Linked DNA regions of Homo sapiens: all the other regions are linked to region 1. A link is a contact called in ENCODE Hi-C or POLR2A ChIA-PET data. All regions are on one chromosome and are shown on one strand. The core of a region is the stretch at or near the end of the contact, and the rest is flanking DNA. Distances in the headings are between cores, read along the strand shown.

Evidence for each region. Hi-C counts contacts between places; a loop is a spot of excess contacts on that map. ChIA-PET counts read pairs that join two places held with the same protein, here RNA polymerase II (POLR2A). Pooled maps may share reads with other maps.
Region 2: a pooled map shows a loop between it and region 1 (4-fold over the local background). The contact joins the promoter of TXNRD1 here to the enhancer-like site in region 1. A Hi-C loop is called at or near these places in 1 of 168 maps with a recorded cell type or tissue (mammary epithelial cell), 3 of 37 single-sample maps with no recorded cell type and 12 of 50 pooled maps. POLR2A ChIA-PET finds 5 or more read pairs at or near these places in 1 of 52 experiments (activated CD4-positive, alpha-beta memory T cell).
Region 3: a map of cardiac septum shows a loop between it and region 1 (3-fold over the local background). The contact joins two enhancer-like sites. A Hi-C loop is called at or near these places in 1 of 168 maps with a recorded cell type or tissue (cardiac septum) and 5 of 50 pooled maps. POLR2A ChIA-PET finds 5 or more read pairs at or near these places in 3 of 52 experiments (B cell, Panc1 and activated CD4-positive, alpha-beta T cell).

The regions. Positions count from the first base shown.
Region 1 is chr12:104,670,247-104,673,841 of GRCh38, reverse strand. The region is part of intron 2 of CHST11 (carbohydrate sulfotransferase 11); the gene reads right to left. Among named protein-coding and RNA genes, the nearest start is that of MIR3922, 80 kb to the right of the region's middle. RefSeq lists an enhancer at 1,827-2,431. Within about 2 kb of position 2,046, at least 31 of the 41 ENCODE cell types and tissues checked have a DNase peak (open chromatin) inside an H3K27ac peak, as active enhancers do; they include mammary epithelial cell, where a contact is called at or near this core.
Region 2 is chr12:104,214,216-104,217,810 of GRCh38, reverse strand. It overlaps TXNRD1 (thioredoxin reductase 1), which reads right to left and starts at 2,032. Exons shown (of 17, transcript NM_001093771.3): 1 at 1,918-2,032. The coding sequence starts at 2,008. RefSeq lists enhancers at 1,024-1,639, 1,640-2,256 and a silencer at 2,080-2,169.
Region 3 is chr12:104,407,133-104,410,727 of GRCh38, reverse strand. No RefSeq gene overlaps it. Among named protein-coding and RNA genes, the nearest start is that of CHST11, 48 kb to the left of the region's middle. Within about 2 kb of position 1,992, at least 13 of the 41 ENCODE cell types and tissues checked have a DNase peak (open chromatin) inside an H3K27ac peak, as active enhancers do.

The DNA.
Region 1 (3,595 bases), core at 797-3,296:
CATTTAATCTTTCAGCAGCCCTTCCAGGGAATGTTCTGCCAGACTCAGAGAGGTTAAGGAACTTGCCCAAGGTCACACGGCAACAAATTCCAAGTGATTTTAAGTAGGTCGAAAAGTCGAAACAAACGGTTTGTGAATGTGCTGTGCTACATGTTAAATGAGTTGTCTAGGACAGTCTCATTGCCTGGGGTAGCTTCCAATGATGATTATGATGCCATGATGATAATCACCATAAGAATGGTTGATATTTATGGAGTGCTTTGCTAATTGCCAGATAGCACTCGAAGCACTGTACTTACATGAACTCATTTAATGCTCATAACAAACCTATGGGTAGGTACTATTATCATTCCCATTTTACAGGTGAAGAAACTGAGGCCCAAAGAGGGTAAGTTACTTGTCCAAGTCAAATAGCTAAAAATAGGTGTCACCACATGTGTATTTTTGAGAAAATGCTCTAGGCTCACCCTAGAAAGCCTCAAGTCAGTGTTAATCCATGTAACAAACCATTCCATTAACAGGTACAGTAGGCTGAATGGTACCTCCCCAAAAGATAGGTCCACATCCAAATTCCCAGAATCTGGGAATGTGACCTTCTCTGGATAAACGGTCTTTGCAGATGTGATTAAGCTAAGGATCTTGAGATTATCCTGGAGTGTGTGGGTAGGCCCTAAATATTAATGACGTGTCTTTATAAGAGACAAAAAAGAAGACAGAAGAGGGGGCAGCAACGTGTACATGGAGCAGAGAGATGGGGCCCCAAGCCAAGGAGTTTGGCAACTGGGAGAGGCAAATAATAAATCTTCCCTTAGAGTCTCCAGAGGGAGTACAGCTTTGCTGACACCTTGATTTTGGACTTCTGGCCTCCAGAACTGGGAAAGAATACATTTCTGTTGTTTTAAGCCACCTGGTCTGTGGTGATTCATTATGGCAGCCTCAGAAATGGTGGGGCAGGTATGGCCAAGCATCAGGGTTTCAGAGTAATCCTCACGCCTGGGTGTCTGAGTGGTGGCAGCAGGAGAACAGAGGTGCCATGCGGGAGGCATGTGAAATCTGGGGGAGGCTCTTGGCTTGGAAAGTGTAGGAGGGAGAGTCACAGTCAGAATCACGAGCCAGTTTTCCAGCCAAGAAGGCTGCCCAGCAGAGCATACGCTTGTTGCCATGCACTGAGCTGCCCGTCATGGTGAGTAATCTTGCCCCATTGGGAGGTTACTCCTCCCGAGGTCCCTTTGGAGGTGGTGAAGCCAACCATCCTCACATGTTCTATTCCTGAAAGAGGCCAGGGCCAGGCCAGCTTCCAGCTCTCAGAAACACCTGCTCGTGGAATCAATGGCCACAAGGCATGGGATAGCTGATAAAGGGGTTTTCCTTCAAAGTTTTTCATTCTCTGCAGTATTTTGGCAGAATTTGCCAGAAAGCAGAAAGCAATGGTCTCTTTATTCTCCATTTCTGGAGCTATCTGCTCCTTTCGCCCCTCTCTGCAAAGACACTTGCCACAAGACAGCTGGACAGCCGGGCCCCTAATGGAGTCCTGCACACACATCACTCACACGAGCCATTACTCCGCAAGCCAGAGCTGACCTTGGGGAGAGAGGGACAATCCCCTCTCTCCCACACGGTCCACCCCCCTGTGCAGGCCAGACAGGTCTCAGGGAGGTAGGTTTCCAGAAAACGCGCTTCCCTGACATTCCTGGGCATTTTCATTGTCAGGGATGGAGAACTCGAGCTACCCAAATTGTATCAAAACATCTGAAGTCAGAGCAGAAATCTTAATGCTCCTTCCTCCAGGGCTGATCATTACAATATTCCTTAATGGGTAGGACATGGTCACTGACGGGTCAGAAGGAATGCTGCCTGGGAACTGTGCCAAGGCCTCCTGCCAAGTGCCAGTTTTGCCCCATCCCCCAACCACACCCCAGTTATGGAGAGGAAACTGATGAGTCACTGGCCGATTTGCTAACTTCAGTGTCCCAATGCCACACGCCTACAAGGTGACAAAGGGGGTTTCCATTTGGCTGTTGAAAGCCTCTTCTCACATTATGCAAGAAGAGGGCTGGGGGCGGGGAGGAGAGAGAGACAGAGAGAGAGAGAAAAAGAGAGAGAAAGATAGAGATTGGGTAAAATGTCTAAAATTCAAATCATAAGTTCAAGGGGGACTTTCTGTAAGTAAAGGAATCTTTGGTGAATAAAGTATCACCTCACTTTAAACAGTGGCTTTGCTCACACTGTAGGCGTTCTCTAGGCTGCCTGAGATAACTGTCCTGGCCCGTTTGCTGCGAAACCTGTGGGGGAAGCGACAGGACTTCCTAGACCGATCACAGTGCAGTGGGCTAAGAGCTTCCATGATCAAAACCATGATCGCGCTGGTAACAGTAATGATCAGTAGACAGGCATTCCAAGCACTTGATGTGGCTCTCCTCATCGAATATTCTTAACAACCCTAAGAATCAGGGCAAATACTGACCCCACTCTGCAAATGGGGAAATGAAGGCACAGCAAAACCAAATAACTTGCAGAGCCAAGATTTCAACCAAGCAGCCCTGCTCCAGGCTTTTCCCTACCACCCACACCCCATGCTTAGGATCACGGGCGCAGCAAGAAGCCGTGTCCAGTCAGACTGGAGATCACAAGAGGCTTTGCGGAGGAGGGTGTGCCCATGGCCAGCAGACTAGCTGTCAGCTAAAAGGAAAAGGTCATCTGCTCCCACCCCGTGTTAATGAGAAAAGCTAAAACTAGCCATTCTCTACCATCTCATCTCCAGTATTCCAATCTGGTGATTATGTTTTCAGCTCTGAACATGATCTTAGGGCTTCTCACCTGCCCAACACCCTCAGAAGGCAGGGCAGGAAATCCATATGTGGGAAATCAAAGAAACTGAAAAGGCAGAAGCAGAAACACAAAGCTGGAAAAGAGTGTGTGTGTGAGTGTGCATGTATGTGCATGTATGTATGTGTGTGTTTCTGTTGGTGTATATGTATAGGTGTGGGGGGTATGTGTGGGAGTGTGTGTGAGAATGTATGTGTGGGTGTGTGTTTATGTGGGGTGTGTGTGAGAGTGTATGTGTGGGTGTGTATTGGTTTGTGTATGTGAGGGGTATGTGTGGGAGTGTGTGTGTATATGTGGTGTGTATGTATGATGTGTGTGTATGCAGGGGTATGTGTGAGAGTATATTTGTGTGTGTGTGGGTATGTGTGGGAGAGTGTGCATGAGTGTGAGTGCGTGTGTATGGATGTGTTTGTGTGGGAGTGTGTGTATGAGTGTGAGTGCATGTGTGGGTGTGTATGTGTGGGAGTGTGTGTGTAAGTGTGAGTGCATGTGTGTATGGATGTGTTTGTGTGAGTGTGTATGAGTGTGAGTGTGTGTGTGTGTGGGTCTGAACATATGCACTTGCACATGTGTATATGCTCCATGAAGGAGGCTATGTTGGGGGTGGGTGGAGGAAATGGAGGCAGTTCATGGACGGTCTGGAATAGAAAAGCGGGGAAGGACCACCCTGCCCTGGGTGCCGTGCAGAGGCAGAGATTGCTGGTGGATTCAGAGTGGTGGGGAAGCCCCTTGGTTTTGAGGACTCGCTCTGCTACAGCCCTGTTAGCAT
Region 2 (3,595 bases), core at 783-3,282, 460 kb after region 1:
CAATCTAAAGTAGCCAAATTTCACAGAAACAGAAAGTAGAATGATGGATACCAGGGGCTGGGGGAAACGGCAAATGAAAAGTTAACGAGTTGGCATGGAGTTTCAGATTTGCAAGATGAAAAAGTTCAGGGGATCTGCTTCACAACAATGTGAATATACTTAATACTGCTGAAAACTGTATACTTAAAAACGGTTAGGGTCAGCTGGGTGCAGTGGCTCATGCCTGTAATCCCAGCACTTTGGGGAGCTGAGGTGGGCAGATCACCTGAGGTCAGGAGTTCAAGACCAGCCTGACCAACATGGTGAAAACCTGTCTCTATTAAAAATACAAAATTAGCCAGGCGTGGTGGTGCATGCCTGTAATCCCAGCTACTTGGGAGGCTGAGGCAGGAGAATCGCTTCAACCTGGGAGGTGGAGGCTGAGGTGAGCCAAGATGGCGCCATTGCACCCCAGCCTGGGCAACGAGAGCGAAACTAAAAAAAAAAAAAAAACAAAATTGTTAAGATGGTAAATTTTTTTTTTTTAACCACACACAAAAAGAATGTAGCTAAAGAAAAACAGTAAATAAATGGAAGGACATAGATATCAAGAAGATCCTGAGGATGGCACATGAAACGTCAATTTGGGATGCACCTGCTCAAACTCCTTCATTGTACTAATGGCCACAAATTAGCTGCCTGACCTGGACCTTGCCTGACCTTGCTCCTACCCTGTTCCTTTATTCTTCCCTTCCCCTAATCCAAGTCCTTAACTCCAGCAGGATATACAGGCCTCCCTATCTCTAGCATGGTCTCACCGGCTGCTTCCCCTAACAAGAATGTTCTCCCTTCAGACACCTCTACCAAATCCTACCTCATCTATGGGAGCTGCCATCCCCACTTGGCTGTTTTTACCACTCCTTTTAGCCCTTCACCATATGCTGCCTTGTAACTAAACTGTAAGCCTTTGAAAGAGGCAGATCCTACAGCATTTAATAATTCTAGCCATTGGGCAAGGCACTTTTTGGAGCCTCACTTTCTCAAGCCTATAAAAAAGGTGGAGGCGGCCATATGACTATGACCAGGGCTTTTGAGTCAGATGGCCTCAACTGGTATCCCAGCTCTTCCACTTACTAGTTGTGTGCTTTGGGTAAGTTTTATAACCTCTTTGCTTCTCAGTTTCTTCATCTGTATAATGGGGTTTATGATAAATCTCTCAGTATGGCTGGAAACATGAACCAAGATTATTACCCATGTCTAGTGCTTCCAAAGGCCCCTCTCATGTCAGTGCTTAGTAACCACTAGCCATTATTGGCATTATCCGGACAATGGAGAAGAGACTGGGAGCTTTCTCTTCTGGAAGAACAAGTGAAAGGATAAAGCGGGATGATGGTGGGAGAAATGTGCCCAAAATTCAAGGGGATGGAGAAAGGGGGCCGGGAAGGCGTGTCGGACAAGATTCTCGATGGAGGAGGATGCTGGGAGTGGGCCGGGGGCTTCTGGAGAGGTGAAGGGGCACCCCCGGACTCGGCTGTCGGTTTGGTCGCTTCCCCCGTAACCTTTCATTGGAAACACGGTGCTTGTAGGAAGAGGACGCCCTAACGGGCCCTGAGCGAAATCAGGCGGGTCGCTGCCGAGATCTCGGTTCGGTTTCCGACAGGTTTCCGGGCAGGTCCTCGCGGCGGGCCCGCTCCTCCTTCCACCTCCCACCTCTCTCACAGCCAGCGGGCGGGGCAGCCCTCGGCCGGCCGCCGGCCTCCGTCTCCCGGGGTGACCTGGGGGAGCGTTTCTGGGGTCTCCAGCGTGGCGCGCGGTCAGTCACTGACTCCAGTGAGGGGCTTCAAGGCCAGGGCTCCGGGGCACTTTATCCCCAACCCCGGCCGGAAGGCCCGCTTCGGCCCGTCGACCTGGGGACCAGGCCTTCGCCCTCGGTCGTACCTGACCTACGGCGGCCATCGCCGTTCTTGCCTTTCGTCTGCAGCTCCGTTGGGGCGGCCGCCGCCACTGCCTTGCCCTCGGCGCAGCCCATGTCGCACAAGGCCCTGTGGGAACTGACGGAGCCGAAGGACGCCTGGCGGAGGCCGCGAGCCCCCTGCCGGCCGCGGGTCGGAGAACGCGGTGGGCGGGGCGCTCGGTGACAACAGCGAAGTCATAGCCCGTGTATCTTCTTCAAGGTCGTGAATTTTTTTTTTTTAACAGGAAAGAACGGTCGCTAAAGGTAAATTGGAAAATGCAGAAATGGAAAGGAGAAAAGAGCGCACCACCCAAAATCCTTATCCTTCGGCTGGGCGCGGTGGCTTACACCTGTGCACTTTGGGAGGCCGAGGTGGGAGGATTGATCGCTTGAGCCCAGGAGTTTGAGACCATCCTGGGCAATGTAGAGAAACCCTGTTTCTACAAAAAATAATTTTAAAAAATTTATCCTTCACACAAACTACTTTTGCTGTGTTTACTATTTCTTTCCAGTTTTTCCCCTCTATGCATAGTTTTGCATCCAGCATTTCACTTAATACTAGTATTTTCCATACTATCACATAGTCTTGTAAGCCTCCCAGATAACCACCTGGCTTCCACTGTCACTTCAGTCTTTGCCTCTTTGACCGTAGATGAAGCATACACTGAACATCGTAGTTTCTTTTTAATACACTTTATTTTTTAGAGCAGTCTTTTTTTTTTTTTTTTTTTGAGACGGAGTCTCACTCTGTCACCCAGGCTGGAGTGCAGTGGCGCGATCTCAGCCCACTGCAACCTCTGCCTCCCAAGTTCAAGCGATTCTCCTGCCTCAGCCTCCCGAGTAGCTGGGACTACAGGCGTGTGCCACCATGCCCAGCTAATTTTTTGTATTTTTAGTAGAGACGGGGTTTCACCGTGTTAGGCAGGATGGTCTCGATCTCCTGACCTTGTGATCCGCCCGCCTCGGCCTCCCAAAGTGCTGGGATTACAGGCGTCAGCCACTGCGCCTGGCCTTAGAGCAGTCTTAAGTTCACAGCAAAAAGACCATCCTATTTGAACAGAAATCTGATCACGCCCCCCTCAACTCTACCCCCACCCTTTACTTTACTCTATTTTATTTTTACCAGCACTGAGAGCCTTCTAACTTACCCTATATTCTCTGTCACCTGCTCCCACTCCCTCCGCCAGCCTCCCCACGACACCCTGCCCATGTAAACGCTGCCAAAATAGAACCTTTGCATTTTTTTCTTGTATCTTGGCCTTCAGCTTGGGCCAGGTGGCCTCCCCCACCTCTTGAAGGAAAGCAGGGAAGAAGCGGGAAAATATTAATTTGAATAATTATAATAATGTAATAGTCCATCCACTAGAGCTACTGGACGATTACATAGCCTATTATTAGATGTTTAGTTTGTTTTTTATTTTTAAAAATTATGAATAAGGCTGCAGGGAACATCTTTGTGTTTATAGTTTTAAGGCTGTCATTACACGTTGCCAAAATTGCTTTTTTGGAACTGTGGTTCCCATTTGAACTCCTACTAGTAATGAATGAGAGTGATTTTTTTTAACACCAAACCACATTGCGGCACATCAGGTGCACAGTCACTGTTCTCTATCAGTGCAGTGCTCTGTTTTTCCTTCTTTCAATTAACTAACATATGGTAAG
Region 3 (3,595 bases), core at 743-3,242, 260 kb after region 1:
CTCCACAGCCAGCTAGTTTTTCTATTTTTTACAGAGACAGGGTCTCACTATGTTGCCCAGGCTGGTCTCAAACTACTGGGCTCAAACAATCCTCCTGCCTCAGCCTCCCAAATTGTTGGGATTACAGGCATGAGCCACTATGCCTGGCCTCTTAGTCATTTTTATAATCTCCAAATCCCCTTGTAACATCTTGCTCATAGTGGGTAAATTGCCAGGAAGAAAAAAACAAAAACAGAAAATAATACAGTCATGTACTGGGATATGTCAGGTAGAGTGATACCATATTCAAATAAGACTCTGAACTCTTTGCAGGTAAAGTGACAGAATCCAACTCTACTGGCTTAAGCAAAGAAAGGGAGAACTTATCTCCCATAATGGAAAAGTGTAGGAGAATAGCTTCAGGCATGGCTGGATCCAGGTGTTCAAACTATAATATGTAATCAGGAATCTGTTTCTCTCCAGTTCTCTTATTTGCTTTCCTCCATTCTGGCTTCATCTTTAGGACCAAGTCCACGTATTGACAAAAATGGCCTCCAGCAGTTCCAGACCTATAGTGAACCAGCCTAACAACCTGGAAAAAAGAACCCTCTTTCTCAATTTTTTTTTTTTTGAGATAATCTCACTCTGTCTCCCAGGCTGGAGTGCAGTGGCGTGATCTTGGCTCATCACAACCTCTGCCTCTCAGGTTCAAGTGATACTTGTGCCTCAGCCTCCTGAGTAGCTGGGATTATAGGCAGGCGCCACCACGCCAGGCTGATTTTTGTGTTTTTAGTAGAGATGGGGTTTCACCACTTTGGCCAGACTGGTCTCAAACTCCTGACCTCAGGTGATCGACCCGCCTCAGCCTCCCAAAGTGCTGGGAGTACAGGTGTGAGCCACTGTGCCCGGCCCTCTTTCTCAATATTGAGGACTTTGGTCCTAGGCCAAAGAGGGCTCAGGAGGTAGGATTTAGCCCCACCTGAACCACATGGCCTGGGAGTTGGGGCAGGGGAGATCCCTAAAAGAAAATCTGATGCTGTTAGCAGAAAAAGGAGGAAGGATGTCGAGCAGGGAGCAAAGCCATTCACTACAGCTGGCATCAGACAGATGCTGTGCCAACATTAAAAATCAGGATGTGGAATGACATCTGTTAACCTGGGGAAAAATTCATAGAGTCTTGCTAAGTGAAAAAAGTAAGCTGCAAAACACTACTGTGAAATGACACCATTCCGAGGTATGAAAATATTATAGTGTAAGTATGCCTAGAATTAATTCTTAAGGCAATATCCCAATGCACCCTGGTGAAGTGGAAAGTTTTCTTTTTTATATTTGTTTGCAATTTTAAAATTTCTATACTGAATATCTATTGCATTTACTATTATTTAAAACACATTTTAAAATTAAGGTGTGTGTGAGGATTGATTTTATGTGTCAACATGGCTGGGCTATGGTGCCCAAATATTTGGTCAATCATTCTGGATGTTTCTGTGAAGGTGGGTATTTTTTTTTATGAGATTAACATTAAAATTGGTGGACTTTGAGTAAAGCAGATTGCCACCTATAATGTGAGTGGCCCTCATCCAATCAGTTGAAGGCCTGAATAAAACAAAGACCAACCTTCGGAGCAAGAAGGAATTCTTCCAGCCGGCTGACCTTGGACTTGAACTGCAACTTTTCACGGAGTCTCCAGCCTGCTGGCCTATCCCATCAGATTTTGGACTTATCGAGCCTCCACAATTGTGAAAGCCAATTTCTTAAAGTCTCTCTCTACACACACACACACACACACACACACACACACACACACACACACTCCCTGTTGGTTCTGTCTCTCTGGAGAGAACACTCACACAATCCAGCTCCTGCCTTCTATCAACTCCGCGAAGAAGATAACAGCAGTCAGGAAGCTTGTGTCCCAGCCCGGGGCTGTCTCTTACCAGAAGGTTGGTCCCAGGCAACTCCATTCTTCCCTGAGCCTAGCTTCCTTATCTCTAACCCCGAGGGTGACTCACTATTCCAGCCTTGACTGACTGCCAAATGGCCCAGACAGGGCCAGTGATAGTCCCACAGTGCCCGTCCTTAGTATAATTTCTCAACACTGAGCTGCCAGTCACTTATTTCTGAAGATTAGGTGCTGCCATGAGTTTCTTTACACAAGAAGTCAGTGTGGAAAAAAAAAATAGAATAAAACAACAAAATCTCCCGAGCCGAGAGACTTTTCTAGTCACTGATGAATAGATAAAAAGAAACGTCTGTTTCATCTTCATGCTTAAAACACCTGCAATATCAATACACTTCCCGATCTCATCATTAGCACTGAGAAGACTGATCCATGCTTAAACCCAACAAGACTTAGCTCCCAGAGTAAAGGGCCTTTGCCTCTTGGCTCACCTCTCTGGCTTTGTACTTTCTTTGTGCACTGAAGATCAAATGTGGCATGAAGTGAGAAACTCACTTCAAACCCCCACTCCGAATCGTTGAACAGGTTCTAAAAGCACTGGAGCTGAAAGTCCCCTCTCATGATTCCAGCCCGTGTGCACTGGACATGCCCAGAAAGGAAGCCCTGCCATTGTCTGGGATGTGTCTCATTGACGTCATCAGCAGTCTTCCTTGAGTTTCCCAATGTCCCCAACACTTCCCCTGGTGGTCAACTATCCAGGTAGTTCTCTTGTGGCTTCAGGAATGCTCAAGGTGACCCCTAGGGCCTATTGAAATAGTCCATTAATGAAAATCATTCTGTCCAGCCTATCATTCTTATGCCTCTCAGATATGGCAGCCCCTTTAGAGAACAAAAGATTTCCATGCTTCCTTCACTATGTGGAAATGAAATTTACAGATAATTTTACCTTCCTGCACACACAATTTAAAAAAAATCAATAGAATGTCCTATCTATACTATGAAGAAGGAATAAAAGTAATTTAGGATAAAAACAGACGTAATGTAGAATAAAACAATATCCATGCTGTCAATCATTCCACAGTGTTTATGAGTGTCTACCTCCAGGCAAGGGTGTCAGTGCAGAACAGCAAAGAAAACTGTCAGGAAGGGGGATACAGCATTGAGGGCGTGGGCTCCTAGCTCAGGCAAGACCTTACTGGAAGTCCTAATGAAATAATTAGATGCTTGCATCTCCTGTGTTAATGAATTCAATGAATATTTACCAAGTGTTGACTGTGAGGCAGGCACTGTTCTAGGGGACGGAAAGTCAGGAGTGAACAAACCCTTTCCCCCCCGGGTTGCCATTCCAGGCGGGGGCATAAGTTTCAATGTAAGAGGAATGAGGAGGTCAGGAGCCAGTGTCTACAAGGAAATCAAATGAGCTGCAGGTATGCAAGGACATGAGAAGAAATGTGAGAATATCATATCCTGCAGGAAATGGAGGGAGGGAGAGTCATGGGTCACCCCCAGGTCTCAAGCCCTGCTGAAATTTAGAGCAAGAATGCTTCACTGGAGCAGAGCAAGAAAAGAAATATATCTGTGTCATCTTAGAAGATACCCCAGACTTCCCAGATCTTGAGACCTTCAGAAACACAGATTAAAAGCAACCCCCAGGCATCCTCCTGCCTCCCACCTCATAGAATTGATGTTGGTTTTTCCTTCTCCCTAGAATGCTCT